Linked DNA regions of Mus musculus: regions 1, 3, 4 and 5 are each linked to region 2. Evidence: chromatin loops called from intact Hi-C (ENCODE). Cell type or tissue: heart. All regions are shown on one strand. Each heading gives the region's core, and the rest is flanking DNA. Links, peaks and the distances in the headings are about the cores only.

Region 1 (6,453 bases), core at 644-5,643, 49 kb before region 2:
TTCAGGTAATGTGAACTGAGCTGCTGAGTTTAGGAGTGTGGGTGCATGTGTGCAAACACTTTAAAAGGAGACCATGAGTGCCAGGCATGGTGGTGCACGCCTTTAATCCCAGCACTTGGGAGGCAGAGGCAGGCAGATTTCTGAGTTCGAGGCCATCCTGGTCTATAGAGTGAGTTCAGGTCAGCTAGGGCTATACAGAGACTCTGTCTCGAAAAAACCAAACCAAACCAAACAAACAAACAAACAAAACCCTTCTTGATTGGCTTTGCAGAAATAAAGTTTTAAAGTGAATTTAAAAAAAAAAAAAAAAAAAAAAAAAACAGGAGACCATGAATTTGAGATGAGCAAGGTGGGAATTCCATGGAAGGGGCTGGAGGGAGGAGAGGGGGGGGAGTGATGTAACTATGATTCTGGAGGGAGGAGAGGGGGGAGTGATGTAACTATGATTCTGGAGGGAGGAGAGGGGGGAGTGATGTAACTATGATTCTGGCTGTCCTGGGAATGAACTCTGCAGGACCAGGCTGGTATCAAACTCATGAGAGATCTGACTTCCTAGAGTTAAAGTCATGTTACTACACCTGGCTTAATGTAATTTTAATTATAAAAGGTCACACAGTACGTACGCTTTTTAATACCACTTCTTAGCTACAATGAAAAGAAGTATATTGCAATAGTCACTAACATGGGGGAAATAAAAGAGTTCTTCAAACTAAGTCTTCAGCTCATATTGGCCAATCATTATAAACTTTTTTTTTTCTTTTGGAGACAGGGTTTCTCTGTGTAGACCTGGCTGTCCTGGAACTCACTTTGTAGACCAGGCTGGCCTTGAACTCAGAAATCCACCTGTCTCTGCCTCCCAAGTGCTGGGATTAAAGACATGCACCACCACTGCCCGGCAAGACTAATTTTTTAAAGAGACTACCAAGGCTCTAAACTACATACTCGGAAAAAATGGTTCAGGGGGAAAATGCTTACTCTGCCACTATGAGGGTTTGACAGGAAACTCTAGCAGCCACTGAATAATGAGTGTGGTGGCACATGCCTGTCACCCTAGCTGGTGGGGCTGGAGTGGGCAGCTAGCCAGCCTAGGTGTCCCCAAAAGTGTGTATCACTACAAGCCAGCGAAGTGGCGATACACACTTTAATCCCATCACTCAGGAGTTAGAGGGAGGTGGATCTCTATGTTCATGGCCGGCCGGGTCTACAGAGCAAGTTCCAGAATAGCCAGGGCTATAGAGAAACTGTCTGTGGGGGCTGGTGAGATGGCTCAGTGGGTAAGAGCACCCGACTGCACCCGAAGGTCCAGAGTTCAAATCCCAGCAACCACATGGTGGCTCACAACCATCTGTAACAAGATCTGACTCCCTCTTCTGGTGTGTCTGAAGAGAGCTACAGTGTACTTACTATAATAATAAATAAAATCTTTAAAAAAAAAAAAAGATTAAAAAAAAAGAAAAACTGTCTGTGGGTGGAGGGTAGGGTGAGTGAGAGTGGGGAAAATAAGTGATAAAGGCACCCACCCAACATTGACCTCAAACTTCTGTAACCCCAGGGGCAAGCATACCCATCCATCCATACATACATACATACACACACACACAGTATCAGTGAGCAAGCACTGTCCAAAAGGTAACTATGAAGGAAGGAAAGAAAGAAAAGAAAGAGAGAGAGAGAGAGAGCGAGCAAGCAAACTTTGGGTGTCCTCATAACAGCAACAACAGGTTTCTTTTCCCTCCAAAATTTCTATATGGTAAAACACTCAAGAAATGTGTACTTCAATGTGGATTCTCGTAGACACTATATGAAACAAAACTACCAAAAAAATTCATATATCATTTGCGTCTGTGAAACTTTATTTGGACTTTATTTAAATGTGCAACTTTTCATATGGAAAATTTGTACCGATTATTAGCCACCTACTAGATAGACTCTAGTAGTGTTCCAGGCAGTAAAGACTAAATCATAATGGACTAAATTCTCAAATCATGGCCTAAGGTAGCGATTCTCAACTTTTCAAATAGTTCATATTGTAGTGACCCCCAACCAGAAAATTATCCCGTTGTTACTTTAATTTTTGCTACCGTTATGAATCATAATATAAACATCTGCAGATTATCTGTCAGGCTGAGAACCGCTGGGCTAAGGGCTAGAGCTACAGTGGGACAGCACCTGCCAACACGTGAGCTGCCCAAGGTTTGGTCCTGGTACCACAAAAACCATCTTAAAAATACTGTATCGTGGACAATCTCTCCGCCCCATGAACATGTTATCTACTACATATATGAAAAACAGTAAGTCGAGTTCGGAATATAAACGCGTAGCTAGGTCCCTCCCTCCTGACTTCAGCATCAGGCAGCTGAACACGCGGATGTGAACGCTGTGCGCCCAGTGATTTCCACCTAATTCAAATACTACTGCTGCTCCTTTAAAAGGCTCCTACCTTCAAAGTCAACAGAGACAGCAAAAAAAAAACTCAATTAAGTCGTACAACATAGGAGTTCCGGGATAATTTCCGAACCCTCCTACTTTGATAGATACTGTCACAAGTTTAATATTTTTATGCAAGGAATTAAGAAGAGACAAGGCGATTTAACAGTGCTCACACAGATCCTTCTATATAATAGGGTGATCACTTAGCCAACCACGTTTTCTGTTTTGGGTTTTCTTTTTTTTTTCTTTTCTTTTCTTTTTTAAAGAGGGAACTGTGTCTGTGTGTCACAGCAGATGCCGACCATGTGCGCAAGTTTCAGACTTTGCCGTCTTCGGCTCTGGTCCGCACTGTGACGCGATCGGCAATCCCTTCCGCACTCCCAAGCCTGACCAGCCGACACGGCGTGTCAGAGGGCCGGCCACGAGCTCCCGGCCCGGCCCAGTTCGGGGACACCCCCCTCCCCCCAGGCTCACCTTCTCGCTTGGCTTCGGCAGCGTCTCCATGCTCTCCTCGGCCCCGTCTGAGCCCAACTTGGCCCCACTGCGGAGTTTTCCCGGCATTATTCAGCAGCAGCTTCTCAGGCCTACCGGCTTCCTCAACCGCGTGCTAGGAGAGAGGGCGACAGAGAAAGCGGACCGCCCCTCAGCCGGGCCTATTCGTCACTTCCGCAGCGGAGTGCATCCGGCGGAAGTAGCGTGTACCGGCAAGGCTGCGGTTCGCGCGGCTTTGGGTGAGACCCGTGTGTGCGGCGTGGAGGTGCTCTGCGCGGTCTAACGACAGCGGGATCGCCACGGCTAGACTTGGAGAACGGCCTTGAATCTTACCCTGCTGCCTCCGCTTGCCGAGTCTGGGATTACCAGCTGGCAACATTTTCCCATGAAAAGCTGCGATGTGTACGCTACCTGTGGAAAACGGCTGGGTGGTGACAGATAAACCCAGGTGCTTTGGTGAGCACCGGAATTCAGGGACCGGCGAGATACCACAGTTCTGGTGACCTGAATTTGTGATCCCTGGAAAACAGAACCAGCTGTGCAGTTTTATCGTGCACGCGCTCAGTGGCACCCAGGACACGCATATGCGTGCTGCACAATATGAACAATTTAAAAGAACCAGAATAGGCAGGGCATATGGGGTGCACGCCGCTAATCTCAGCACCCAGGAGCCAGAGGTAGATGGATCTCTATCGAGTCCAGCGTGGTGCACATAGTTCAAGGCTAGCCCGACACATGATGAGATTGTCTCAACAGCTCTCTCCCCGACCCCAAGTAACAACAAAAAATACCCACAATTCACAAGTCTGGCCCTTTATTCATGTGTGCACTTTATAAACTTCCGGGTATTCTTGTATGACGGACAGGGTTCGTTTTTTTGTGTTTTGTTTTTCGAGACAGGGTTTCTCTGTGTAGCCCTGGCTATCCTGGAACTCACTTTGTAGATCAGGCTGGCCTCGAACTCAGAAATCCGCCTGCCTCTGCTTCCAGAGTGGACAGACAGGATTCTAATAACATCCAAGCCCTGCTTGTCCTCAAGCACTACAGACCAAAGTTTCTCAAGGGGGTCGACACTCCGTTGGGGTTCAACGACCCTTTTACCAGTGGTCATATATCAAATATTTACATTAAGATTCAATAGCAAAATTACAGTTTTGAAGTAGCAATTTTTTTTTTCAGAGCTGAGGACTGAACCCAGAGCCTTGCGCTTGCTAGGCAAACGCTCTACAGCTGAGCTAAATCCTCAACAACTAAAATTAATTCATTTTATGGTTGGGGATCACCACAACGTAAGAGGCATTAAAGGGCTACAGCATTAGGAAGACTGAGAACCACTGTTATAGACTAATGTAAGAGATGGACAGTTATCACTGGGTTTGAGGGCACACTCAGCCCCTTGACAGGGCCTTGAGACTAGGAATGGATTCCCAAAGATGCCTAAGTTGGAGAGTTTACTACTACCATTGGATAAGGGAAAGAGGCCAATTGAATGATCAGTGACAATGCTCGTTTTGAGTCAGGCTTTCACTGTACACCCGTGACTGCCCTTGAACTCAGAGATCTGCCTATGCTGGGATTAAATATTTGCACGACCACACTGGTAATACGTTTTAGAACTTCTTCTGAAGAACCAGTGATTCGGGGACTTGGGAGACAGTTTATCACAGTAGTTTGAAAAATGAAAGTGAAACCGATTCTCTTCTTTATGTGAGTTCTGGGTATCGAACTCAATTCTTCAAGCTTGCATCAAGAGGTAGCAAACACCATATGGACTGAACCATCTCACAGGCCCTAAGATATTTCTAAATGGATCCATTGTAATGTATGCTAATTTTGAGGAGACAACGGAGTGTAGTGAAAGAAACTCTGGATTCAAATCTTGAGCACTGCACTGCGTTTGGACTTGGGGTCTGAGGTGAGCCTCAGAAGGCTGAAATGCAAAATACTCACGGAAAAAAGAAAATAAAGTTGTGTGTCACCCCTGCCCAGCTAAGATTTTTTTTTCTTTTAAGATAGAAGCTATTATTTAATTTTGTTAGAAGCCCTACTGATAGAAAAGGTAACCTTTAGCAGGTAGATCGTTGAAATGCACCTTGCCAACATTTAGCTACATGCTTATCACCACACTTGAAGTGATGATACAAGAAGCCTTTCAATAGCTGATGAAAACAAAGCCCAGGGGCTGGAGAGATGGCTCAGCGGTTAAGAGCACTGGCAGCTCTTCCAGAGGTCCTGAGTTCAATTCCCAGCAGCCACATGGTGACTCACAACCATCTGTACTGGGATCGGATGCCCTCTTCTGGTGTGTCTGAGGATAGCTACAATGTACTCATATAAGTAAAATAAATAAATCTTAAGAAACAAAAAAACAAAACCAATGCCCAGAAAGCCCTTGTGTTCACTCACCACTGTTTTCTCCAGAGAAAAACTATAGCAATACTTAGAGAATGTTAATTTCTTTAGCTATTCTGTGCTTTTGCCTAAATGGCTATTCCCAGCGCTTTTGTTGGTTTTATGTGTATGTGTGTGGTCTCTGTGGTTGTGCACATGCCTTCTGTGACCCTTGGAGACCAGAAGTGGGCATTGGATGCCTTGGGGCTGGGTCTTAAGCTAAGCCATCTCTTCAGTCTCTGCCAAGTGAAGGTCTATTATGTCTCTTGCTCTCTGACTTTGCTAGTCACTGCACTGCCATGAATTTGGACTTATATATTCTACTATTTCACCAGATTCTGAGTTCTGGAAGGCAGAAAACAGGCACTGCTCATTCACCCAAAACTGCTCAGGACACTGTGGACACAGCATGACATGGTGTGAATGTACTAGTACTCAGGCAGTGTAGTAGAGACTTGACTATAAAGTTAAGAGTTCACCATCACAAAGGTGCAGACCTATTAACCCTCAGCGAGAATAATCAGCAACCTTCCTCACGGAGAAATCTGAGAGATAGATTGCATAATACTTTACTATAAAGTAGGGACAGCAGCTGCTGAAAGGCATTGAATTATGGGGAGAAAACTTACCGAATTGAATCAACCTGTGTCCTACAAAGACGTTTTGACATCAGGATGCAGACTAGGGAAGGTGTTGATGGAGCCAAGGAAAGTTAACAGGCAGTGAAACCTGCCCAAAAGAAGTATGCTGCTGCTGAATGCCAGATATGCTAGTAACAAGGACAAAAGGAGTTTTGAGATCTGATGAGCACTTTGACATCAGATATGGAGCCACAGAGTTTGGAGTTCGACCAGCTGGTTTCCTGTCTTGCATTGGTCCAGTATTTCCTATGACATTTGGAATACTGTATATCCTGTGATGTTGGAAGTACATGATCTGCTTTCTGATTTTGACTTTATAGATTACAATTAAGTGATTGGATGAATCTCAGAAGAGACTGAACTTTTTTTTTTTTTTTTTTTTTTTTTTTGGTTTTTCAAGACAGGGTTTCTTTATAGCCCTGGCTATCCTGGAACTCACTTTGTAGACCAGGCTGGCCTCGAACTCAGAAATCCCCCTGCCTCTGCCTCCCGAGTGCTG
Region 2 (6,453 bases), core at 795-5,794:
TTAAGAGCACTGGCTCCTCTTCCAAAATACTCAGGTTCAAACCCAGCACCCACATGGTAGCTCCAGGGGATAGGACAGCTTTCTGTGGCCTCAGGACAGGTCTACACATAGTACACAGACATACACACAGGCATAAAACCCATACACACTAAAAAGATATTTTTTTTTTTTTAGTTTTTAAAATACCAAACTGAAGGCAAGTTCTTTTTTTTATTTATTTATTGACCACAAGAAATTATTTGAAAACTTGGTCCTTTAGAATCACTTAGTGAAATAAATAACTCATTTACCTCAGTGGAATCTAGTAAATTGTATAGCAGTACTTCATTTCACTAAAAACTACAAGCACCAAACTTTCACAATGCTAATATAATTTTTGAAGTGCTTTAGCATAAATTTTCATTCATAAATAGTTGAAAAAGCTGAGTAATATGTAAAAATGCCTTTTAAAATGTTCTACATCATTTGATCTTAACTGCGCCAGCCCACAGCTCTCTAAAGTAGTAAGTCCTATAGAAAAACAAGCTCACAGTCAGGCATGCAGTTTGGATTGCTTCAGGGCCCTGCACTTTAGGGAGAAGATAGAGCAAGCATGTCAGTGTAACACGTCTATGTCCAAACCCTGTAACATCCTAGAGTGCTAAGTACTAACATTACTCCCTCTGGAGCTCAAGCCCAACAGCCTCCTGTTTGCTGAGCTCTGTTCATCTCCTTATCTCTTAGCTCTCAACCTTCTTTAGTGTTTCCTTCTCCTTACCCTTCCGTGGAAGCTCAAGTCTGTGTCAACACACACTTCCAGACTCTCTTGGCTACTTTCATTCCTTTTCTAAGAACACAAATTCCCTATCTCAATATATCCAAACTAGAATTATTTTCATTGAATGCCAGACTTAGCCTAATATTCTATTTCTGCTATTTGGTATTCCATTCCATTTCCAAATGTCTACTTCTTTTTCATGAAGGGCAATCAATAAGTATATTATTTCTGGAGAATTTACAATATGAAAGCTACCAATATATAAAAACATAGTGAAATGTAAGGATGCACAAAGATATAATAACTTTCCTCAAGAATCTTTGGAAACTATTTCAAGATTTTATATATATATATATATATATATATATATATATATATATATATATATATATATATATATAAGCTAACTTTACAAGGAGCACATAAAACTGCCAATCACAAGATAACAGTAGAACAAGCCTTCGAAGGCAAATGAGGTAATGTTTTTATCTCATACTATACAAGTATGGTTAGAAAGAAACATTACCTAGACCATGTCAGAAGCAGGATTTAGGTATGCAAGGTTATTCAAGACAAACTAAATTAAATATAAAACTAAAATAACGGCTTGAGGTTACATTTATAGTCTACCCTAGAAGCCTACAGTAGTAAAATTCAAAGGGGCAAAGAGCTTTGGCTTGGGAAGATGAAAAGGTTCTAGAGATCACGGTGGTCGTGACAGCACAATTCTATTATAATGACATCAAGTCACACGCTTAAAATGGTATAAAAAAAATAAACCTTGAGCCATGGTCGAATTTAAACCCCAGCACTGAAAAATGGAACTCTCAAATGTAAATTCCAAATTTAGTACGTTCTACAAAAACAGAAAAACGAGAGTTGGGAATAGAGCTCAACGCTGGGCATTTGTCGGGCATAGTGGTGGCCTCACTTCAATGCCCACTGGGAAGGTGACATAAAAGGGTGGCTAGAATTTAAAATTTACCTTCGTGGTAGGTCCTAGGGGGTGTTTCCTCATCTCTAGCACTCTACAGAGTAAATATTTTATCAAGTGTCATCTTTCCCACAGTCATTTTCATCCTCATTCAGCTTTCTTTCTCCAGGTCAAATGTCTCCAGTAAAAATTTTACCTCTGCATTTTTTCTTAACACCATAAGATCCTCTATTTTTCGGGTTCTTTCTTTCTTTCTTTCTTTCTTTCTTTCTTTCTTTCTTTCTTAATGTCTTGGACGGAGGTGGGGATAGAACCTCTACAGGCTCCTGGTGGGCAGGGACTATTCTGCATACTTAATTAGTTTTATCTCCTCGGTCCTCAGCTAAGAGTCTGGCACGATTAGCCTCAATAAAAACCACAGTGGATTGAAAATACTGACAGTAAGGGCTATTCGTAATACAACCCCCACGAACTCCATCACAGCCAACCCCTGGCAAGCCTGGCTTTGACACTGTTCCTTAAGCCTCTATTACCCAATCATGGAGGATTGTAACCCCCTAGGATAGCTTTTCCCGAGACTGCTGCAGACACGACACCGCGACCGGGAGGCAACACATAGGCAAAGCCATCATCATCTCTGTCTCAACTCTTCGAAGGCCCCGGAAAACCAAATGAAGGGACTCGCCGCCTAAGAAAGGGAACACGAGCAGATTCCACGGCGATGGGAGCTCAAGTCTGCCCATCTCTCGGGAGAGATCCGGGCGCAGAGGCCGACGTGGGGCTGAAGTACCACGGAAGCCGGGCCGTTCTCCTCCAGGTCCGGGAGTGCGGCGATGGGGAATGGTCCCTGGGACCTCGGAGGGCTGAGCTCGGCGAAGGGGAAGCTGTCCCTCGGAAACTCGCCCCCGGTCCTGACAGGTCTTTCCCCTTCCTAGACAGCTCCCCTCCCCGCCCAGGCCAGCGCAGCCCGAGGGAGGCGCGGCCCAGCCGCAGCACACCTTTTGCCGCTCCTTCCTCTGGCTCTCGGACTCTTCCAAGGGTGCCTCGAGCTCCATTATGTCTCCCCAGAGGAGTTTCCCGGGCATTACTGGCCGTCGCAACCTCCCGCCCGGCTGCGGTGGCCGCGACCACCTACGGCCACCGAGAGCGTGAAAGGAAGCGGGGGCTGGGCGGCCCCGCCGGCCAGGACCGTGCGTCACTTCCGGGCCACGCACCTCGCGGCGGGAGCAAAGCAAGCCGGAACTCTACAGGAGGAAACTCTCCCAGAGAGTCGCAGCCTCCCTCGGCCAATGAAAACCTGAGTGGCCCCGATGGGCCCGCCCACGGTCTGAAGTGACAGGCTTCTCCAGAGCACGGGCCAATCTCCAGGAAGGACGCTCGCCTCCCCTGGCGCGGCACGCAGAATTCCAAGTGTTCCCCTCCCCCCGCTCGGAACGCCTCCCTTCCCAGCATGCCCTGCAACGCTCGCGCAGCCCCCTCGCAGGCGGCGGGGAGCGAGGGGCTGACGCGCGACGCAGCGGCTCGTGGGCAAGCACGAGCTGAGGCCGGCGGGAGCGCCACGCGCCGTACAGCCATTCGCCGCCGGAAACTGCAGCCCTCCGCCCCGCCCCCGCCCCGCCCCGCCCCCCGCAGTGGGTGGAGCGTTAGCCTGTAACGGTACCTGGGCATTGACGTCGAGGCTTCCCGGGGTCAGCAGAATCTGCAGGGGTCTGAAGCCGAGGGGCCGCCTCAAGGATATTAGCTCCTTATGCAGGCGTTAAGTTATGGCTTCACTTTTAGTTCTCACGTATCCCAGAAGAAACCAAACCCACCCGAGAAGCGAATTTATTTGTCCAAACTCAGTAGCGCTTGTAAGACTTGAAAAGTGATCGGAATCCGCGATGGGCACAGCGCTCTCACAGCTGTAATTTCCCAGAGTTGCAAGGCGAATGCTCGCTCCTATGAAACAGAATAGGGAAAAATCTAAAGGATAAGAAAAGCAAGTCCAATGTGTCTGACAGATGACCTGCTTGTAATACGTACATTTAATCTTAAGGTTCAGGATTAACTGCCTCTGAGGTACAAATTTATATGAAAGATATCAGTGTCAGCGAATTGACTTCTTGGTCTTTATGTATATTCACAAAGATTGGGCTCGATCCCCTGTACCTCACAGACCAGGCAAGCCTACTACCAATTGAACAACAATCCCAGTCCTCAAACCTTGTTTATCATGTTCTCTTTATTCAGTCAATCAGCTATTACATTCCTGAGGGAAGATGACACCAAACCTAGATGTAGGTACAGGGCATTCTTGCAAACTACATAATGTCTAGTGTAGCAGTCTTGTAATCTGAGCCTCAAACACAGGCCTTAAAAAAATTACAGCTACACGTCCTGAGTTCTATGATTAGACTTAAATAACCGGGACCACAATATTTTAAATTTGTGATAGCTTCCAGAATTCTATGAAAATAAGGACTGGCTTAACATCAATGACTTTGTCTGAATGTAGTCTTATGGATTCAGTTTTATAACACCAGGTGTGTTCAAGGAATGATGGTGAAAAAGGCTTTTCCCACAAGTTGGATGAATAGTTATGGGTCTCTACATCTAAATCTTTACAAATCTAAATCTCAATAGCTTTTCTAAATTCTTTTTCCTCTTAGCTACACCCAGTTCTACAGCAATACACTATGCCCCTACAACGGAATATGCTATGCATAGGAACAGTTAATAAGGTGAAGAATGCCACACACATGGGTATAAAGGGAGCAGATGCTGTCTTGTGGCTGAAAATCACTCAAATGAAGTGCATTTTTACCTTCTTAGGATCCTATTTTTGGCATTTTTTTTCTCATACCAAACCTCACAGCAAACCTGAAAAGGACTAGATTCTATTAGTCATTCAAGTGACTGCTTCCCAAATTGTGACACCTTCGGCGCCAACAAATGTGGCCTTTCTAAGTCCTAATGGCCTGAACTAATTCTCTTATCAAGTGGGGAAGGAGATTGGAGATCTACACATGAGTAACTTGCCCAAGGAGTGAAGGACTTGGTCGATATTAGCTTAATTGATCAGGAAACATGGGAACAGGAACTATAATTTTAATTTAAAACTCAAAAGATTTATGTCTGATCGTGAGATTTGGAACCAAGGGGAATTAAAACAACATATCATTTATTTTTCTCACTGCTGGGACAAAATACCTGAGAAGAGACTTAAGCGTTTTATTTTGGGTCATTTTGGCTTATAGCTGGAGGCTAGAGTCCATCGGGGTAGGCAAGATGTGGCAATAGGCGTACAAGGCAGCTGGTCATATTTCATCTGCTAGAAAAAGAAAAATGAACAATGGTGCTCACCTACCCTCTTTTATTTAGTCTGGCGGTTGGGGTTGGTCTTCCCACTTGAATTAACCAGATAAAGGTGCTCCCTCACAGACTGCCAGAGGCTTTCTTCTCAGATGATTCTAGATCAGGTCCAGTTGGCCACCATCATGGACATTGATTCAAAATATAATCGCCAATATAATCGCCAATATAATCACCAATTCATGGGATCAAGTGAACACCCTGCTCCAGCCTCCCTAGTACCTGTAACTACAAGCACAGACCATGGTGCCTAGTTTCAAATACAACAATCAGAACATCTTTCTTTCCCAAATATTTACTTAGTTTAGAGTTTTACCATCTTAGCCCTAGCTGACCTGGAACTTGCTATGTAGAAGCCAACTGGCTTCCAACTCACAGAGCTGTGTGTCTGCCACCCTGGTGCTAGGAGAGAAGTTAAGGCAAGAGCCACAACGTCTAGTTTTATGTTTGTTTGACAGTATTTTGTTAGTAGAAGTTCTCTTTCCACAATGTGTTTCCTGAGGATCAAAGTCATGTTCAGGCTCAGTGGTAGAAGCCTTTACCAGTGTAGCTATCTTACCAACCCTATTTTCCAAATATCTTAAAAGAGTTCCTGATAATACCCTGAAAAGTTAGGTGGTGTATTCTTTTTCCTGGTATTCTCTTAAACAAAGGTTCTATGTTTAAAATCCCCCTTGCCAGCCAGGCAGTGGTGGCGCACGCCTTTAACCCCAGCACTTGGGAGGCAGAGGCAGGCAGATTTCTGAGTTCGAGGCCAGCCTGGTCTACAAGAGTGAGTTCCAGGACAGCCAGGGCTACACAGAGAAACCCTGTCTCAAACACCCCCCCCCCAAAAAAAAGAAAAAAAGATATTAAAAACAAGGTACTATTTCTAAACTTGCCTCTCTGGTTATTTCCAAAATCGTTCATTTTCTCAGCCTGTAATTAGAAAGTAGAAGGCAAAGAGCCGTCAAGATGCACTTTGAAAGGCAAATGTGAAACTTTTACAACAAAAGAACATGAAGGATTTCAGATGATATAGGAAAAATAGGGGCAGTTATAAATTGATGGAGACTAGGGAAAGAGATTGTGGGTTGAGGGTGCCGAAGCAAACAGAACAAGAGACCATGTGACCATAGCCACTTTACCTTTCAGAACTGTTGTTAGCCAAGCAGGAGCAATAAGCAGGAAACTGGATTAGCGAATACAACATCACTAGAGCAGTGAGGTCCAGTGGCACTCACACTGATCTCAAGAGTGCTGCTGGGGTTCTTGGCTTTTCCAGACATGGTTGGCCACTATGTAGCTGACACTTGCCTTAAACCCTACCTGCCTGCCTCTGCCTTCTCTGTTGGGATTAAATTTGTGTGCCACCATGCCTGGCTCCACCATGTCTCAGTAAATAGTTGTGTGTGTTTTAAAAAATGAAATG
Region 3 (5,000 bases), core at 1-5,000, 140 kb after region 2:
AAACTTTCTGTTGTAATTCCTTTTGTCTTCAGATAGATTCCTGCTATGTATTCTAATAAGGCCTCAATTTCAATAACCTCCTTTCCCAAGTGCTGAGATTGTAGGTATGTGCCATCAAACAAAGCCGCCCTGGCTGTCTTGGAACTTGGTTTGTAGACCAGGCTGGCCATGAGCTTATGGAGATCCACCTACCTCTGCCTGCAGAGTGCTGAGATTAAAGGCACGTCCTACAACAATCAGCTTTTTTTAAATCTACAATTTTTCACTGTTTAAAATAGAGGTGGGAAAAAAAAACCCACAGAGGTCGCAGACAAATCATCCTAGTAAACACTTGGGATGCTAAGTAGGAGAATCATGTGTTCAAGACCAACATAAACAATACAGACAACATGTCTCAAAACAAAAATGAACAAATGAGAGAACAAAAAAGATAGCAACCCTCAGTAAAGACTCACTTTATCACCTCATACATGACTTTAAAACTCACCTGCTGTAATACAGCTGCAGCTTGTTGCTGCAGTGCCGCAGTTTGTGTTAACTGATAGTTTGCTGGCGTTTGTGTGGTAAGGCCTGCCGCCGCCAATGCAGTCTGCTGGGTATAAATGGTAGGAGATGCTCCCAGAAGTGATGGCTGCTGAACACCTAGTGCAGCTACAATGAGATTGAGAGAGAAGGGTGACCAAGTAATCTCCCATGACTTCCCATCACAAATATAAGAAAAAGTGGCTCTACTAGCCTACACTTCAGTCATACACCAACTTTACCTAGACCCAGAGTCTAGTCAAAAGTATTTTTCAGAGTTGGATGTGGTGGCATACACCTTTAATCCCAGGACTAGAAGGCAGCCAGGTTTTGTGAGTCTGAATCCACCTTGGTCTATATATCAAGTTCCAGGAAAGCTAGGGCTACATAGAGAGACCTAGTCTCAAATAATAAAAATTATTTTCAAGCAGGCATAGCGTGGTGGTTTGACTATGCTTGGCCATTGGGAAGTGGCTCTGTGAGGAGGCATGACCTTGTTGGAAGAAGTTCGTCATGGTGGGGGTGGGCTTTGAGGTCCTATACTCCGGCTCCATCAGGAGTTGGAAGCAAGCCTCCTTTTGGTCCCTTTGGAACTCTCTCTTGGCTGCTCCAGCACCATGTCAGCTTGCCTGCTGCCACACTTCCAGCCATGATGATAATGGATTAAATGAATCTCTAAAACTGTAAGCAAGCCCCTACTAAATGTCTGCCTTTATAGTTACCTTCTTTATGGTGTCTCTTCATAGCAACAAAACCCTAACTAATACACATGACAACACATGGCTGTAATTCCTGCATTAAGGAGGTGTAGGCTGGAGAACCAAGAGTTTAAGGGCACCCTAAGCTAACAAGATCCAGGACAGACCAGGCCACATCAGACTTTCTCAAAAAGGAAAACAAGGTAATAGACATAAAAGATTTTTTAAAAAACAAAATTATCATTTTACTAACCTACAATTTACTCTTGGGCAGAAAACTAGCTCAACGATTGAGCATTGCATGGTAAGTAGAACCTAATGCATTCATTACATTCTGATGTTTTATAAAAGTGAGTTTTATCTACAAGCAGATGAAAGAAAGAATAGGTGCTGAGAGGAACTGACTTTGACAGCTTTCCACTGGAAAGTATCTTCAGGGTACCACTTCTGACCTCCAAAGACAACAGGCATACAAGTGCCACATACAGATAGACAGATGCAGGCAACACGTACATTTGCTGCTCCTCCAGAAAGGCCAGTGTTGGGTGCACAACACTTATATAGGGTGGGTCACTACTGTCTGGAACTACTCCACCTCTAAGGGAGCTGACACCCTCCTCTGGCCTACACAGGCATGCACACATGTGGGTGGCATTCACTAACACTGACTATATATATATATACACACATACACACCTTTATCTATATATCTACACACACACACACACACACACACAAATAAATCTCAAGGAAAAAACAACAATAACAAAAAAAACAAAACAAAACAAAACAAAATCAGGGTATAGTATTACATACCTAGAGTCCCAGCCTTTGGGAAATAAAGGCAGTAGTTAAAGGCAATCCTTGGCTAGAAAAGTAGTCACAGGATAAGAAAAAACTATTTAAAACAGATACACATGCACAAAGGCAAAAGCCTCTAATCTCAGCACTCGGAAGTCAAAGGAAGGTGGATCTCTGAGTCAAAGCTCAAGCTCAGTCTACTCTACATAGTGAATTGCAAGCCAAGGCTATATAGTATGGCACTAAATAAACAAACAAATAATCAGTCTCATAGGCTTGTAAGATGGGTAAGCAGTGATGGTGCTTGTTCTGTCAGGGCTGGTCCTGTGCTGTTCTGTATTAAGAATCTATGGTTCTGTCGGGCGTGGTGGTGCACACCTTTAATCCCAGCACTCGGCAGAGGCAGGCGGATTTCTGAGTTCGAGGCCAGCCTGGTCTAAAGAGTGAGTTCCAGGACAGCCAGGGCTACACAGAGAAACCCTGTCTCAAAAAAAAAAAAGAAAGAAAGAATCTATGGTTCTGGTCAGCAAGGGCTGAAGGATAGACTGTGATTAACAGGAGTTCAGAACCAGTAAGTGGAACCTTTGTTTTGCTATGACTCTCAGTACTTGTCATCTGGGGCTAAAGAATCACCTGTGATTAGAAGACAATATGCCAGGCATGGTGGCACACACCTAAAGGCAAAGGCAAGTGGATCTCTAGTCTGAAGCTAGTCTCCTTTACAAAATTCCAGGACATTAACAGATACATTGAAAAACTCTGCACATGTAAACATTCATATATATGTATATAAAATGCATAAATAAAATTTAATAGTTTGGAATGTAGGCTGGCAGTGGTGGCACTCGCCTTTAATACTAGCACTGGGAAGATAGAGACAGGAGGATCTCTGCCAGCCTGGTCTATAAAGCTAGTTCTGAGACATCCGAGGCCACAGAGAAAAACCACGTCTTGGGAAAAAATGATTGAAATGTGAGGTATTGCTATTAATAGGATATTATGGAGATAAGCAAGATTTGAATTATAATGTGTCTGCTTGTTATTTTTATTACAACTTGGCACAAGTTAAGTTCTCTGGAGAGGGAGCCTCAATTGCCACCATAAAACTGGACTATAGGCAAGCCTGAAGGGCATCTTCTTAATTAGCTATTGATAGGGAAGGGCTTAGAAAACTGTGGGTTAGCCAAATCTGGGCTGACAGTCCTGGGTTCTTTAAGAAAGCAGACTGAGCAAGCCATGTGGAATAAGCCAATAAGCAACACTCCTCTGTGGCCTCTGCATCAACTTCTGTTTCCACGTTCCTGCCCAGTTTGAGTTCCTTTCCTGACTTCCTTTGATGATGAACACTGATATGGAAGGGTAAGCCAAACAAACTCTTCCCTCCCAAGCTGCTTTTGATCAGTGTTTCATCACAGCAATAGTAACCCTAGTTAGAACAATGTGTTTGTGCCTCGACTTGACAAGGTTAATTATCCTGGCATTTTCCCCTTGTCAACTTGGCTAGAGTTATCTAAGAAGAGGGAGCTACAATTGAGAAAATTCCTCCCTGACAGGCCTATAGTCAAGCCTGTGGGACACTGGGTTCCTAAGTTGAGCCTTGACGTCTCTAAGGGATAGAGTGACCTAGAAGTTGTAAGATGATATAAATCCCATCCCCAAGTGCTTTTTTGGTTATAGTCTTTATCAAAGCAATAGAAATCGTACAAGGACAACCACCTGGTTGATGGATGCAGTTTGAGCCATGGAGTCTACAGGGTGCACGTGTAGAACCAACTGCTGCTAAGTATGCTTGGCCCTGCACATGCACACTCACACATATGCACAGAAACACACAAATGTTTCAAAGCAAACAAAAAGCTAAGAAACTGAAAATTCTAGCATGTAAAAAGCCCTGGAAAAAAAAAAAAAAAGCAAAAACAAAACAAAAACTCCACCACAAGTAACAAATAACTTTTCACTTATTTATTTTTGGATTTCTGCCTCTGGAAAATTGCAGTAATTTTTTTTTGACTTAAACTAACGGTAAGTGTTCCTTTGATGCTTACAGCTATTTTTTTTTTCCATAGACTAATAGTAATTGGATTTTGTTTGTTTTTCAGGATCTCACTTTTTAACCCTGGCTGTCCTGAAACTTGCTATGTAGACCAAGCTGGCCTGACCCGACACTCAGAAATCCACCTCCTAAATGTTCTGGGGTTAAAGGAATGAACCACCAAGACCAGACACACAAAGGGGGTGGGTGGGGTCACAGTGCAGCACTTTCAGTCAAGGGTGGCCTGAAACTCACTAAAGTTTGACTTGAACTTCTGATCCTCCTGCCTCTACCATAGGAGTGCTTGATTTCAGGAATACAGTACACCCGGTTTGAGGTGCTAGAAATCAAATCAAAGGGTTTGTGGGTTCTGTGCAAGCACTTTACTGCCAAACATGTCTTAAAAGATCCCTGGCATTAAATTCTTAAAGAGTCAGTATTTCTACATTAAACACAAACAAATGAAACCATAAATGTACCAGTAATCTTACTCAATGGGGGTAAAAGCACCTGCCATACAAGTCTGACAACCTGGGTTCAATCCCCAGAACCCATCGTGAAAGAACCAACTACCAAAAGTTGTCCACTAACCTCCACACACGAATACCTGCTCTGATATACACATCACACACAGAACAATGCTAAGGGCTCAGCCAGGAGGATCACTGGGTAAATGTGCTTGCCATCAAGGCTGGCAAACTCAATTCAATTCACAAGACCTACCCTACATGAACGAAAACAAACGTCTGCCACTTGTCTCTGACTTTAATCCTCTTTCTCCCACCCCCTCTCTCTCAAACTCATACTCCAGAGGAGCATGAAAATGTAATTTTAAAAAATACAAATAATTAGGGGAGAGGCATCTAGATAAGATCTATGTAATCCTGGCTATCATGGAACTCATTATTTAGACCAGGCTGGCCTTAAACTCAGAGATCCTGCCTGTG
Region 4 (6,247 bases), core at 1-5,000, 160 kb before region 2:
ACACTGCAACATCCCAAAGTGCTAAGTTATAGAAATCGCTTAGGGAAGGAAGTGAAACCAAGTGCTTAAATCGGCGTCTGGAGATATAAATGAGGGGTCTCGGCTCCGACACCCTCTTGTCTCCCCTCCCTTCCCCTCCTATTCTACAAGTGCCAAAAGCCTCCACCCGAATCAAGAAATCGCAGAATGTCTCCACAACCAGCTTAAAGAAAATAAGCGGACTCTATCGAGCTCGGGACGAGGAAGGTGAGCAGGTCTCGCCAGAGTCCGGAACTGGGAGAGAGGGCACTGACTGTCCTCGGCTACCTTGGAAGGCGAGGCTGCCGAGCTCCGGCTGGGCGGGCTGCGGGTGCCCAGCCAGGGTCCCCACAGCCGGTCGAGGAAGGCGGGCAGAGGCTCCGACATGGCCGGGACAGTGCCGCCGGCCGCAGGTGCTCAGGCCTGGCCGGGAGCGGGCAGCCGTCAGGCCTCACCGCTCCGCGCCCCTTCCCTGCAGGCTCGGCGCCGCGCCCGCCGTTGGGAGTCCCGCCGCGCGCCCCACGGCCCCGCGGGAGACGACCTCGCAGGCAGGCCGCCGCGCACTCACCATTGTCACCGCCGCCGGGTCGCCCACTCCACTCGGCTTTCCCTCAGAAGAACTCCCAGCCTGGGTGCCTGCGCCCCGCCGCCCGTCACGTGACCGTAGGCCATCAGCCGCACGTGACCACTCCTTTTCCTCTTCTCCCTCCCCCCCCCACCCCGCCCCGCTAGAGGCCCCGCCCTGCTAGAGGCCCCGCCCTTCAGGAAGGCCGTTTCGAGGCGGGGCTCCTCCGCCCCGCCTTTCGGTTGAGGGCGTGGTCTGGGTGGGTGACGTCTGGTGGGAGGAGTCAAAGATCTGTCTTCTCAGTCCAGCAACCCTAGAGCTAGTTGTCACGTGACGAGCCGTGCGCTGTCAAACTCCTCCCTCCGGCACGCCCATTTCCTTTTCCCTAGGGAAACTTGGGGGACTCGAGGGTTTGTGCGGGAGGCGTGTCTTTGCGGGCTTGCTGCAGTTCCGACCTTTGCGCCTGATCTGTTTCCCGCCTCAGCCCCGAGAATTGTTGGCCTCCGAAGAGACGGTTAGGGAGAAAAGCTAATCTTTAAAGCACATCCTTTGCAGTCCACGGATAGCTCGTGACGCAGCCTTCCAAGCCGGAGAGGCAGTACTCTCAAATCGGTTCCGCCCTCCTTACCCCCCCTCCCCGGCAACAGCCCTTCCTAAAAGTTTCGCAAGCGTGCAAAACGCAGCTCTCCAACACTCTGATCCAGTCAGTCATTGTAGTGGAGGCCCAGAAAACCTGAGGATAGATGAAATACTACGAAGGCTTAGGAACTGAACCTTTCATTCAGATTTATGGGCGGAGGGGTGTCATCAGCCCTATCATAACGAAACTCAACTTGGGGAGTAGAGTGTCAAGTTGTAAGTCTAAAATATTTAAAGGTTAAAATGAGGCTTCGGTCTCCAATCGCGACAGAATTCAAATACTGGAAATGAGTCTTTTGTTTGTAAGACAGGGGTTCTCATGTACTCATGTAGACTAGGCTAGCCTCAAGTGGAGAGTGAGCACCTCCAAAGTGCCTTCCCAATGCTGTAATTGCAGGAGTCACTGGTGGTTTTATGCATTGCTGCAGATGGAACACTGCACTTCCTTCATGCATGCAGGAGAAATCTGCCTAAAATGATATTATCTGAAAACAAATCTTAAAGATTGCTATGCCAGGGAGCTTTGGAACGAATGGATGTTTGTGTGTATATTTATTGTTGAGACAGGGTCTCACTAGGTGTCCCAGGCTCCTCTGGAATATGCTATGTAGCCCAGGCTGTCAAGAAACACATCTGTCCTCCTTCAGCCTTCCCAATATTGGAGATTACCTGTCATATTTACAGACGGGTAAAATAGTATGGGGACAGAGAAGGGAGTTTAGATCTCAAAATACTATTGATTAAAACCCTGTGATGCAGATGGCTTGGATGAAGGAGCATCACCCACTCTATAAAGAAGGATAAGTCAGGTATAGAGGTTCATAGCTGTAATCCCAGCTCTCCGGAGACAGAAGAAGTAGAAGAATCGCCATGAATTAAAAGACCCCTGGAGATTACACAGTTAGTCCCCTGAATGACCTGGGCTACAGTGTGAGACCTTGTTACAAGGAAACAAAAGAGAGAAACAATTGCGCATAGTCTAAGATCTGAAAGGTTAACTGTGTTTGTTGGTTCTAGCACCATTTGCTCAAAATACTTTCCCCTGTAAACTGCTGTGGTGTGGTATGCTTGTCAAAAATCTATCGATTGGGGCTAGAGAGATGGCTGAGCTAAGTCAAGAGCACTTGCTGGCTACCCCTTCAGAAGCATGAGATTTGATTCCCAGCATCCAAATAGTGGCTCCTTACCAGGGGGATCTGATGCCCTCTTCTGGTCTCCATGAGCATCACATATGCAGGTTTTGTACAGAAGGTCTGCAAAACCTCCATGCACCCAAAGAAAGACTCAAGGAGGTAAAATAAAAACAATACTGGGTCTTCCATTCATGAGCACTGTGCATTTTTCTAATTTTTACCTTTTTTTAGTGTTCTTCACCAGTGTTTCTAATTTCCAGTGTTATACATTTTTATTAAATTTATCTCTAAGTGCCTGTATTTTTTAACACTATTGTAAATAAAACTAAGTTTTTCATTTTTCAGTTCTTCGTTGTGATGTGTGTAACTTTCCTGTATTGACTGTGTACCCTGCAGTCTTCCTAAATTTCTTTGATGATTTGCTCTAGGCTCACACATACACACACACACACACACACACACCTTTTTTAACCTGGGTTTCTTTTTTCCTTTGTGGAGCTGAGGACTGAACCAGAGCCTCATGGATCCCAATCAACCAGCCTACCACTAAGCCACATCCTCGGCTGTCTTCCTGGAATTTCTTGAAATCCTAGATTGAGCATCCTAAATGGATTTTCACTTTCTTTCCTGTCTTCCATCTGTCTCTTGTTGTTTTCCTTTTTCCTTTTCATGTTTCTTTATTCTGGGAGGTGTATATTACATGGTGTGCATGGAGAGCAGAATTTGTACATGTCACTTCTGGGAATTGAGCCCAGGTCCTCAGGCCTGTCAGCAAACACATTTATCTGATGAGCCATCTCACCTGTCCTTGTTTTTCTTTTTGTCCCAGAAATGGTCTTAGTACATATCTCAGGCTGACGTTAGACTCTTGATTCTCCTGCCTCAGTCCCTGAATGCAAAAATTATATCATGAGCCACCATGTTTGCTCATGTTCCAGTTCTCATGATGATGATGATGAGTTTGTGTGTGTGTGTGTGTGTGTGTGTGTGTGTGTGTGTGTGTGTGTATTGTTTGGCATAGCTCTCCGTGAGCTTTCTCTCTCTCTTTTTTTAAAGATTTACTTATTATTATACATAAGTAGCTGTCTTCAAACACTCCATAAGAGGGCATCAGATCTCGTTATGGATGGTTGTGAGCCTCCATGTGATTGCTGAGATTTGAACTCATGACCTTCAGAAGAGCAGTCAGTGCTCTTAACCACTGAGCCATCTCACCAGCCTCGAGCTTTCTCTTTTAGTGTTCAAACTCCTGTGTAATCTATCCTTGAATTCTATCAAAGTCGGTTTGTGTGACCAACAGAATAGCGTGGTGTGGCTGCCTCAAGCTGCTCCTGACTTGGTTTCTCCTGGACCATTCCCTTCTAACAACATCCACTCCCATGGTGTAAAGCCCCATGGAGAGGACATCTCCCCTCTCTTCTGAAAACAGATGGGAGTACCAACTTTCCAACTATTTTCGAATACCAATGTGGAAACTTTCTTTTTCATCCTTGACCAAGTCTTCAGATGACTCTAGCTCTGGTGAATATCCTAACTGTACTTTTAAAATTTTATTTTTATGTGTGTTAGTGTTTTGCCATAACGTGTGTCTGGGTAAGGATGCCAGATCTCCTGGAATTGGAGTTACAAACAGTTGTGAGCCATGCCTTTAATTTCAGCACTCGGGAGGCAGAGGCAGGCAGATTTCTGAGTTCAAGGCCAGCCTGGTCTACAGAGTGAGTTCCAGGACAGGACAGCCAGGGCTACACAGAAAAACGATGTCTCAAAAAAACAAAACAAAACAAACAAACAAACAAAAAGACTTTCTAAATAGAATTTCCAGATAGTCTACTTAATTTCTGACCTGCATAAACTATAAAAATTCTAAAAATCTATTGCTTTAAGCCACCAAGGTTTTGGGTTTGTTTGGCTTTTTTTTGTTTGGTTCTGGGTTTTGTTTTGTTTTGTTTTTGGAGGGGGTTATCTCACTATCTAGCCTTGGCTGTCCTGCAATGTGTTAATCTTGAATTCACAGATTCACCTGACAAATCTTGGGATTAAAGATACAGATAAGCCATAGAGTTTTAAGGTGATTAATTATGTAGCAATAAATAATAAGGCTGGACATGGTGGCACATGCCTTTAATCACAGTGCTCAAGAAGCTAAGGCAGGTGGATCTCTGAGTTTGAGGTCAGCCTGGTGTACAAAGCAAGTCCAGGATAGCCAGGGCTTGTAACACAGAGAAACCCTGTCTTGAAACCAACACCTCCTCCTCCCCCCCCCAAAAAAAACCCAATAAGTAAAGAATGTATGCTAACATTTTCAATTCTCAAGAGCTCTTATTCTTAATTAGTATTCTGTCCTTGTGAAAACAAAACACCGAGTAATCACAAATATCCAAATAGCAAAAAAAAAAAAAAACAAAAAACAAAAAACAAAAGGATGCATTTTACATCAATCACTGAGGCAATTTCCCCCATAAAAAATTTCATATCAGAGGCTAAAGGGATGGCTCAACAGTTAAGAGCACTTGCTTCTCTCACAAAGGACCCAACTTTGGTTCCACTATCCACGTGGTGTCTCAGAACTGTCTGTAACTCCAGTTTCAAAGGACCTTAGGTTCTCCCTGTGGTACTCGGTACACTGCAGCTTCTGTAAACCATTTATGACTCATGCAATAGGTAACAGAGTTATAGGCAGCACTGTCACTGATGAGCCATTGGGCCCTAAGGAACCATCAGTTCTACACAGCAACGCTAACGAGGGGAGAAGGCAGATTAGCAAAAGATAGAGCTATGTGGATACCTTTTAAATTTATCTACCTTTATTTTATGTGCATTGGTGTTTTGCCTGCATGTATGTCTGTGTGAGAGCATCAGATCTTGAAGTTACAGATGGTTGTGAGCCACCATGTGGTTGATGGGATCTGAACTCAGGATCTCTGGAAGAGCAGTCAGTGCCCTTAACCACTGAGCCATTTCTCCAACCCCTATATTGATAAACAGTGACTGAAATACTAAGACAATGCACTGAGAGAATGGCAACTCACAGCTTTGGGGAAAAACACATAATAAAAATGTATTATAGTTATTTGTGTTTGCACCGCTAAATAGTGAATGGTCATAAATAGTATTCCTGTTTTGATCCTTGGCTAAACATAGTAAAACTATTAAGAGGAACCTCCATAGGCCTCCCAAGTGTCACATGTCCTTTCTCTCAGCTGTGCAGCAGCCCCGTCTCGTGATTAACGTCATTACTTCAAGGTGAGTCCTATTTTGGGCTCTCATCCCTTGGCATAAATGGCTTAAAATGCCACGCCTAAAGTTCAGTGGAACTCTCACAATGGACCCTAGTGGAAATAGCTCCCCATTGAGCCGTAACATTGGTTCTACCTTCCTTTCTGTTGCTGTAATAAAATATTCTGGCTGAAGCAACTTCGAAGAGGGAAGGAAGTAGTCACCATTCTGGGCCACAGTCTGTGATGGTTTGTACATTCTTGGATCAGGGAGTGGCACCATCTGAAGTTGTGGCCTTGTTGGAATAGGTGTGGCCTGGTTGGAATGGGTGTATCACTGTGGGTGTGGGTATAAGATCCTCACCCTAGTTGCCTGGAAGTCAGTCTTCCACTAGCAGCCTTTGGATGAAGACATAGAACTCTCAGCTCCTCCTGCACCATGCCTGCCTGGATGCTGCTATGCTCCCACCTTGATGATAATGGACTGAACCTCTGAACCTGTAAGCCAGCCCCAATTAAATGTTGTTTTTTTATAAGACTTGCCTTGGTCATGGTGTCTGTTCACAGCAGTAAAACCCTAACTAAGACACAGTCCATCACTGAGAGAAGTCAGAGCAGGAACTCCTGGCAGGAGTCTGAAGTAGAAAGTATAAATGAAGGCTTTCTGACTGCCAGCT
Region 5 (6,453 bases), core at 714-5,713, 74 kb after region 2:
TAGTAGAGGATAACTCCCTCCATACCAGTTTTTCCCTCAGGGTTTGAGAGATCCCTGCAAGCTCCAATAGCCTAAAAAGGGTCCTGGAAGCACAGCTGGGTTGAAGAAGATGGCTTTCCACACTTCTTGTGCCCACATGCCTTTTATGCAAAAATGTACAAGCCTTCCAAAAAATCCAAACCAACAGCAGAGACCAAACTGACCTCTGTGTTCCTTTTTAGTATTTTTACTCTGAGGGTCAAGACGTGTGCCTGCCTGTCCCCAGCAGCTCTTCCTGTGGGTCCCCAGGAGCCTGTTTTTGGCTTCTGGAAGCCCGCTGCTGCCAGAGATGGGAGCACAGACTGAAACTTCATCTCCTTTGATGGAAAGTACCTTCTCCTACTGTCATCACCTTCTGAGACTCAGAGGCAGTCCAGGAGCCTTTGCCTGCGGACTCAGACTCTTTGTTCCTGTGACTCTGACATCATCAAGCTAGATGGTAATTAGCGATCCTAATCAAAACAAAAGCATCCCTAACCACCCCATGGGCATCCGGCATCCTTCCCTAGCTCAGACAGCTCTTCCCCAGGCTGACACTGTGGCTGCATTGGCAGGGTGACTGACTGGCACACATGAAGCCCTGGGTTCAACTCCCAGAAATAAGGCATAGGAGGTAGATGAAGGAAGACCTGTTCAAGGCAACCTTGGCTACACAGGCAACCTGAGGCCAGCTTGGGCGGCATTAGACCCTACCTCAAATAAATAAATAAATAAATAAATAAATAAATAAATAAATGTATGTCTCAGTGACTAAGAGCACCAGCTACTCTTTCAGAGGATCCAGGTTTCAGTCCTCACACCCACATGGCGGCCCACTACCAGCTGTAACTCCAGTTCCGGGGCATCTGACTCCTCTTCTGGCCTCGGTGGGTATCGGCATGCACAAGACGCGTTAGCACACACTCAGGCTCACACACATATAAAATAATACATCTTAAAAATATATCCACTGAAGAAACATCCCCACTCCAGAGAGATCCTGCCTCAGCAGAAGGAAGACGCTACACAGAGTCAAAAGAAGAATGTGATCATGTAGGTCTATCTTCGTCAATTTCTTCTTGGCCATCCATCCTTTACCAAAGATGGACATAGAAACAGGCAATTTCTTCTGAGCCCTTGGATCATTTCCAAAGGTTCCCACATCACATAAAGAGAGCCGGTGAGACAGCTCGGTGCATAGAGATGCCTGCTACCAAGCTTGGTTACCTGAGTTCAATCCCCAGGACCCACATGGAGAAAGGAGAGACCTGACCCCCTCTAAGCTGTCCCCTGGATTCTCATACACACATCAGAGCACACGTGTGCCCCTCCCACACCACATAAACATTTATTCTTTTTTTTTAAAAAAAAAAAAACCTTTAAATTATGTTTAAAATTTTAAAATAAACCTGTTATGTTTTTCTCTTGTTACTAAAACCTGAGTTCAATTCCTGAGCTCTACACGGTGGAAGGAGAGAACAGACTCCAAAGAGCTGTCAGTCAACTGCTGAATATGTATCAAGGCACGCACACCCAGATATAAATAAACATAGAGGATTTTTGCCAAATCTTTTTGTGTCCGTGGGCACTGCTCAGGTGTAGCAATGATAGAAAGGATTAATAGCCAGCTCACCTTTCTATGCCTACAACCAGCATACACCACGGCTCCCTGGGCTACAATGGCTGCCTCAGATGTTACATAAAGCCTCTCTTACTTCAGCCCTGGGGTCTAGACACCACACACACACACACACACACACACACACACACACACACACACACTGCATCCAATTCCCTCTCTGCAGTACACAGTATACTCACCCTTTGGAAGGAGTCAGGAGACAGGAGAATGTAACCACTAATTCAAACCAGAGAAGCCCAGGACGCAACTGAAAGCCCCTTTTTTCAAAATCCAGCCTGTCTGCAGAAGATTCCAACTTTGGGTACCTGGCTCCCTGTTTCAGAACCCGGAAACCATTCTTTTGACATTCCTGCATGGGAAAGGAGATGAGACCCTATCTATGTAGTCTGGCAACCATCTCTCTTCTTGTTTTTTGTTTGTTTGTTTCTTTGTTGTTTTTTGTTTTGTTTTGTTTTGTTTGTTTTTTGAGACAGGGTTTCTCTGTATAGCCCTGGCTGTCCTGGAACTCACTTTGTAAACCAGGCTGGCCTCAAACTCAGAAATCTGCCTGCCTCTGCCTCCCAAGTGCCGGGATAAAAGGTGTGCGCCACCATGCCGGGCTCCATCTCTCTTCTTAATCAAAGAAATATGGGGACAGGCTGGGGGTGGGTGGTTGCAGATGGCATGAAGTTTAGAGGCCTTCCCAGGTTCAGGCCAGAGGAGGTCACTATTCCTGGACAAGACCACACACAGCATCAGGTGTCTCCCGTTGCCCTGACCCTTACCCCAGGGAGTAAAACAAATTTGTTTTGCTGGTGCTTCTCTGGGGATGGGGGAAGGAGGAGGAGGAGGAGGAGGAGGAGGAGGAGGAGGAGGAGGAGGAGGAGGAGGAGGAGGAGGAGAACCAGACTATGATGGAGAGGTTCCTTGAAACAACTGGCTTCTTGTCACCACCAAACCATCGAATGGTCCCACAGCCCCCACAGACAGAATGAGGACAGAACCAGCTGTTACTGGGAGCTGACACAGTTGCCAGAGGTTAGTGGCCTGTGTCAGTAACCACCCCACTGGTGCAGCGGTTCAGTTTCTCAACCGAGAAACAAATGGGTTAGTCCGAAAAGACTGGGAGGTGGAACTTTCTCTGTTTGGTGAATGATGTGTGATGTGTCTACAGCACCATCTGTTTCTTTTCCCCACCAGTTAAGGACGATCCCGCCCCCCCCCCAAAAAACTTCTGAAAGTTGAGCGACCTAAGACCACTCCTCCATCCAAGACAAGCAGGACAGGAACACCAGGTACTGGGAAGGGAAGGGGAGTTGAGGGGAGGGGAGCTGAGGGGAGGGGAGGGGAGGGAAAGAAAAGGGGAAAAAAAGGAAAGGAAAAAGGAAAGGATGGCAAAGTTAAGGAAAGGGGAAGGGAAAGGAATGGAGAAAGAAAAGAAAAGGAAAGACGGACGGAAAAAGGAAAGGGAAGGAAAAGATAGGAAAAAGGAAAGGAAAGACGGAAGGAAAAAGAAAGGGAAGCTAAGAAGGAAGGAAGGAAGGAAGGAAGGAAGGAAGGAAGGAAGGAAGGAGCAATCGGATCCTCTTTCGGACCCGAGCCTCACTTTTCCTAAAGTGCCCCCTCCCCTAACACCAGGAACCCGCGCGCTCCCGGGACCTGTTGCTATGACCCCGGGCGCTGGCGACCTCCGCCCCACACTCACCCACCGCGGTGATGCGGAAGCCTCGGGGCGGCCGCAGGGCTCGGCGACGCCACGCATCCCGCAGCACCTGCACACAGGGCTGGGGCGCGCGCACCAGCAGCACCCCGCGCCGCAGCCAGCCGAGAAAGGCCAGCCGCGAGGCGGCGCGCGCCAGCCGTGCGTTCCAGAAGCAGCGCGCGTTGGCGCGGCGGAAGGCGCGGAAGAGCGCGCGACCGCCCGGCTCCCCCGCCGCCTGCCCGGCCTCCCGCGGGCTCAGCACCAACGCCAGCGAACCCGGTGCCAGCTGCACGGGCCGCGCCATGCCGCCCGCTCGCGGGACTCGAGATCACTGAGCCCACCTCGGCTGCCCCGGGAGCCCTCTGAGGGGGGCGGGGCCGGGGTGGGGCGGGGCTTTCTAGGGCGTCGCTGTCACTCCCGGTTCCCACAGCAACCAGAAGAGCCGGTGGCATCGCCCACCCGCAGTGCCCGGAGGACCCAGGTCGCGCGTGGGAGGTGACCCAGGTTTGAGCCTCTGCTCCGTTCCTGACCTCTCAGGCTAGTTCTCTGGCGTCTCTGGGTTTGGACCTGGCCAGGTTCCTCATCTCGCAGCAGAGGACTCTGAGGACCCTCTCATCCATGGTTTTCTGAAGTTCCAGGGTCTGTCTCCTCCCCTAGTGTATCCCCTTCTTTTGAGAATTTTGAGGAAAGCAGGGTTAGCGAGCGAGAGGCGGTAGCAAAAGCCTGGGGCCCCACCCTGGTTAGGGCCTGGGGATTCTGACGCTGCACTCGATCATGCCCCAAGAACCCCAAAGGAAAGGCCGAGATCTGCCCCTGCAGACTATGGCCGGCGTCGCAGAGCGATAAGGACAAACAGGCTGGGCCGGAATTGAGGCCCTGGGTCCCTGAGGATAAAGATCTATTGGAATAAGGAAACCGGGCAGGATAGACATTAGACTTAACTATGAACTCAATACTATAAAGAGCAAGGTGCTTCGGCAAGACCTGAGGGGTCATTTCAGACTTACCATCCATAATATCGATATAATAATCAGGGGTGGGCACAGAGAGAGACAGGGTCAACATATGTCTCCCAGGCTGGTCTCAAACTCATGTTCCTCTTGCTTGTGCAACCGTTTTTATTTTTAACTACACCACCTTTATAACTACCATAATGAGATAATCCATACCCCTATCCATCAATCACAGATGTTATTAATAACAATAGCCCAGTTTCACAACTCTCTGTTAAATTAACTATTGTAGATTGATATCTCTAATCCCCAAATCCCAGATGCTCTAAGAATTTTTTTTTAAGTACTACTGTGGTTTCACACGCAAAAAACATCACACTTGACTTCAGGATGTGTGTAAAAGGGGTGGCTATGAGTTGAGTGAATTGTGTGGGACCCATCTCCAACTTGGCTCCTCAAGTAGATCCAAGTGTGCCAGCATCTGAAAAAAATGGGCTATCTGTCCCCAAGCATCTTGGAGACAATTGTATCAATAGCATGCATGTGTGCCACCCTGCCTGCCTGTGAATGGCCATGCCTAAGTGCTGGGGTGTGTATGTGTGTGTACCATGGTACCGACCTAAGAGCTTCCAGGAAGTCTCCTGCCCCCACCCCCTGCCTCACCATAGCACCACTGGGATTACAGACATTAGAGATTATACACATACTATATCTTATGTACTATCCTGCCTCAATTTATATGGGTTTTGACGATTTAAACTCGGCCCTTTTGCTTTTACCAACTGAGCCATCTCTCCAGCCCAGCCATAATCCTGTATTTTAAACTTTGGGTTTTTTTCCTCAAATGACAAAAACTATAATTAGTTAGGTTAAAAAGTATCCCACCTTTACTCAGGCAAACAGAGAGTTTAGCTCCAGACCAAGCAAGGGTCAGGCAACCTTGTCTGGTGCTGGTGGCTCGCCACCTTCCATGCTGGGAAAAGACTCATAGGTGCATTGAAATTCTGGCTTCTCGATGGGACAAAGGCACAGAGCTTATTGTCAAGGTCACTGCCATTTCTCACTTGCTAGGGACGGAGTGAAAACAGAGGCATTTGATTTGTAGAGGAGGAGCAGGAGGAGGGGGAAGAGCAACAGGAGGAGGAGGGCCGGGCGTGGTGGTGCACGCCTTTAATCCCAGCACTCGGGAGGCAGAGGCAGGCGAATTTCTGAGTTCGAGGCCAGCCTGGTCTACAGAGTGAGTTCCAGGACAGCCAGGGCTATAAAGAGAAACCCTGTCTCGAAAAAAAAAGAAAAAAACCAAAAAAAAAAAAAAAAACAGGAGGAGGAGGAACAGAGGGAGGAGGAAGAAGAGAAAGAGGGAGAGGAGGAGGAGGAGGAGGAGGAGGAGGGAGAATGTCTCAGTCACATGGGGGGTATGAAATGGAACCAAACAACTACTGAGTCAGGCTTCTGTAGGTAAATGACTTAACCTTCAATTCAAATAAACATTTGAAGTTGACATTAAGTGTTCCCCATCTGAATTCTGAGGTGGATGGATAGATCCTGCAGAGAGAAGAAATGCCAGTTCCCAGTCTGAGCTGTCTCACACAGAACAATTTCTCCTCTGACTCTTATCAAGCCATTTGCCTGCTGGACCCAAGTCTTGCTCCTGTGTAACTGATTCTTGGAAAACTAGAATTTTCTTTTCAGTGTGTGTGTGGAGAGGTCTTCACCATGTAGCCTTGGTTGGCCTGCAAGCCACTACATAGACCAGGCTAGCTTGGAATTCATAGAGATCTGGCTTTCTCTCTCTGTCCCTGCTCCTAAATGCTGAGAATAAAGGCCACCATGCCCAGCCCAAGATTCTCCTGGGCTTGAAATCCCCACACCGCAACCTCACCTAAGGTTTCTTCCCTGTAATCAGGATGGTGACCAATTCGAGTTCAGTTTCCTTTGTGCTTAGAACCATGTTATTTTTTCTTTAAAACCAGCGATGTAATTTTTTCTGTAAAATTAACCCTCTGATAGGAGTAGTATTATCCAACCATCTCTCTCACAGATAAACAAAGTCTCAACAAGTTTAGGCAGATTGTCTCTGAGGACAGAGATTATAGACAGTGATGAAGTGTTCCCAACACCTGCTATTTATCTGTGCTCACGCAACCTACACACAGAGA

The links. Peaks named below come from ENCODE experiments on the same cell type or tissue, not always from the same donor. Only the 100,000 strongest peaks of a DNase experiment are listed, where the experiment ranks them.
Region 1: it touches region 2 in a loop (1.9-fold over the local background); 9 of 42 quality-filtered maps call a loop at or near these places.
Region 3: it touches region 2 in a loop (2.4-fold over the local background); 5 of 42 quality-filtered maps call a loop at or near these places.
Region 4: it touches region 2 in a loop (2.7-fold over the local background); 5 of 42 quality-filtered maps call a loop at or near these places.
Region 5: a loop joins it to region 2, with 4 times the contacts of the local background. A loop is called at or near these places in 7 of 42 quality-filtered maps.

What each region holds. Positions count from the first base shown.
Region 1 is chr10:62,599,224-62,605,676 of GRCm38, forward strand. It overlaps Ddx21 (DExD box helicase 21), which reads right to left and starts at 3,075. Exons shown (of 15, transcript NM_019553.2): 1 at 2,905-3,075. The coding sequence starts at 2,991. In heart, for the core only: no CTCF peak of the experiment used is centred there; a DNase peak (open chromatin) is centred at 3,078; H3K4me3 peaks cover 2,828 bases; H3K27ac peaks cover 1,446 bases.
Region 2 is chr10:62,648,336-62,654,788 of GRCm38, forward strand. It overlaps Ddx50 (DExD box helicase 50), which reads right to left and starts at 2,883. Exons shown (of 15, transcript NM_053183.3): 1 at 2,690-2,883. The coding sequence starts at 2,776. In heart, for the core only: no CTCF peak of the experiment used is centred there; a DNase peak (open chromatin) is centred at 3,006; H3K4me3 peaks cover 2,996 bases; H3K27ac peaks cover 2,151 bases.
Region 3 is chr10:62,784,944-62,789,943 of GRCm38, forward strand. Ccar1 (cell division cycle and apoptosis regulator 1) reads right to left here. Exons shown (of 25, transcript NM_026201.3): 3 at 488-651. Among named protein-coding and RNA genes, the nearest start is that of Ccar1, 4.9 kb to the right of the region's middle. In heart, for the core only: no CTCF peak of the experiment used is centred there; no DNase peak of the experiment used is centred there.
Region 4 is chr10:62,486,072-62,492,318 of GRCm38, forward strand. Vps26a (VPS26 retromer complex component A) reads right to left here and starts at 734. Exons shown (of 9, transcript NM_133672.3): 1 at 587-734. The coding sequence starts at 589. In heart, for the core only: a CTCF peak has its summit at 2,430 (motif pointing left); a DNase peak (open chromatin) is centred at 900; H3K4me3 peaks cover 1,678 bases; H3K27ac peaks cover 1,594 bases.
Region 5 is chr10:62,722,424-62,728,876 of GRCm38, forward strand. Stox1 (storkhead box 1) reads right to left here and starts at 3,671. Exons shown (of 4, transcript NM_001033260.2): 1 at 3,345-3,671. The coding sequence starts at 3,645. In heart, for the core only: a CTCF peak has its summit at 3,471; DNase peaks (open chromatin) are centred at 3,448 and 3,768; H3K4me3 peaks cover 1,593 bases; H3K27ac peaks cover 741 bases; H3K27me3 peaks cover 1,095 bases.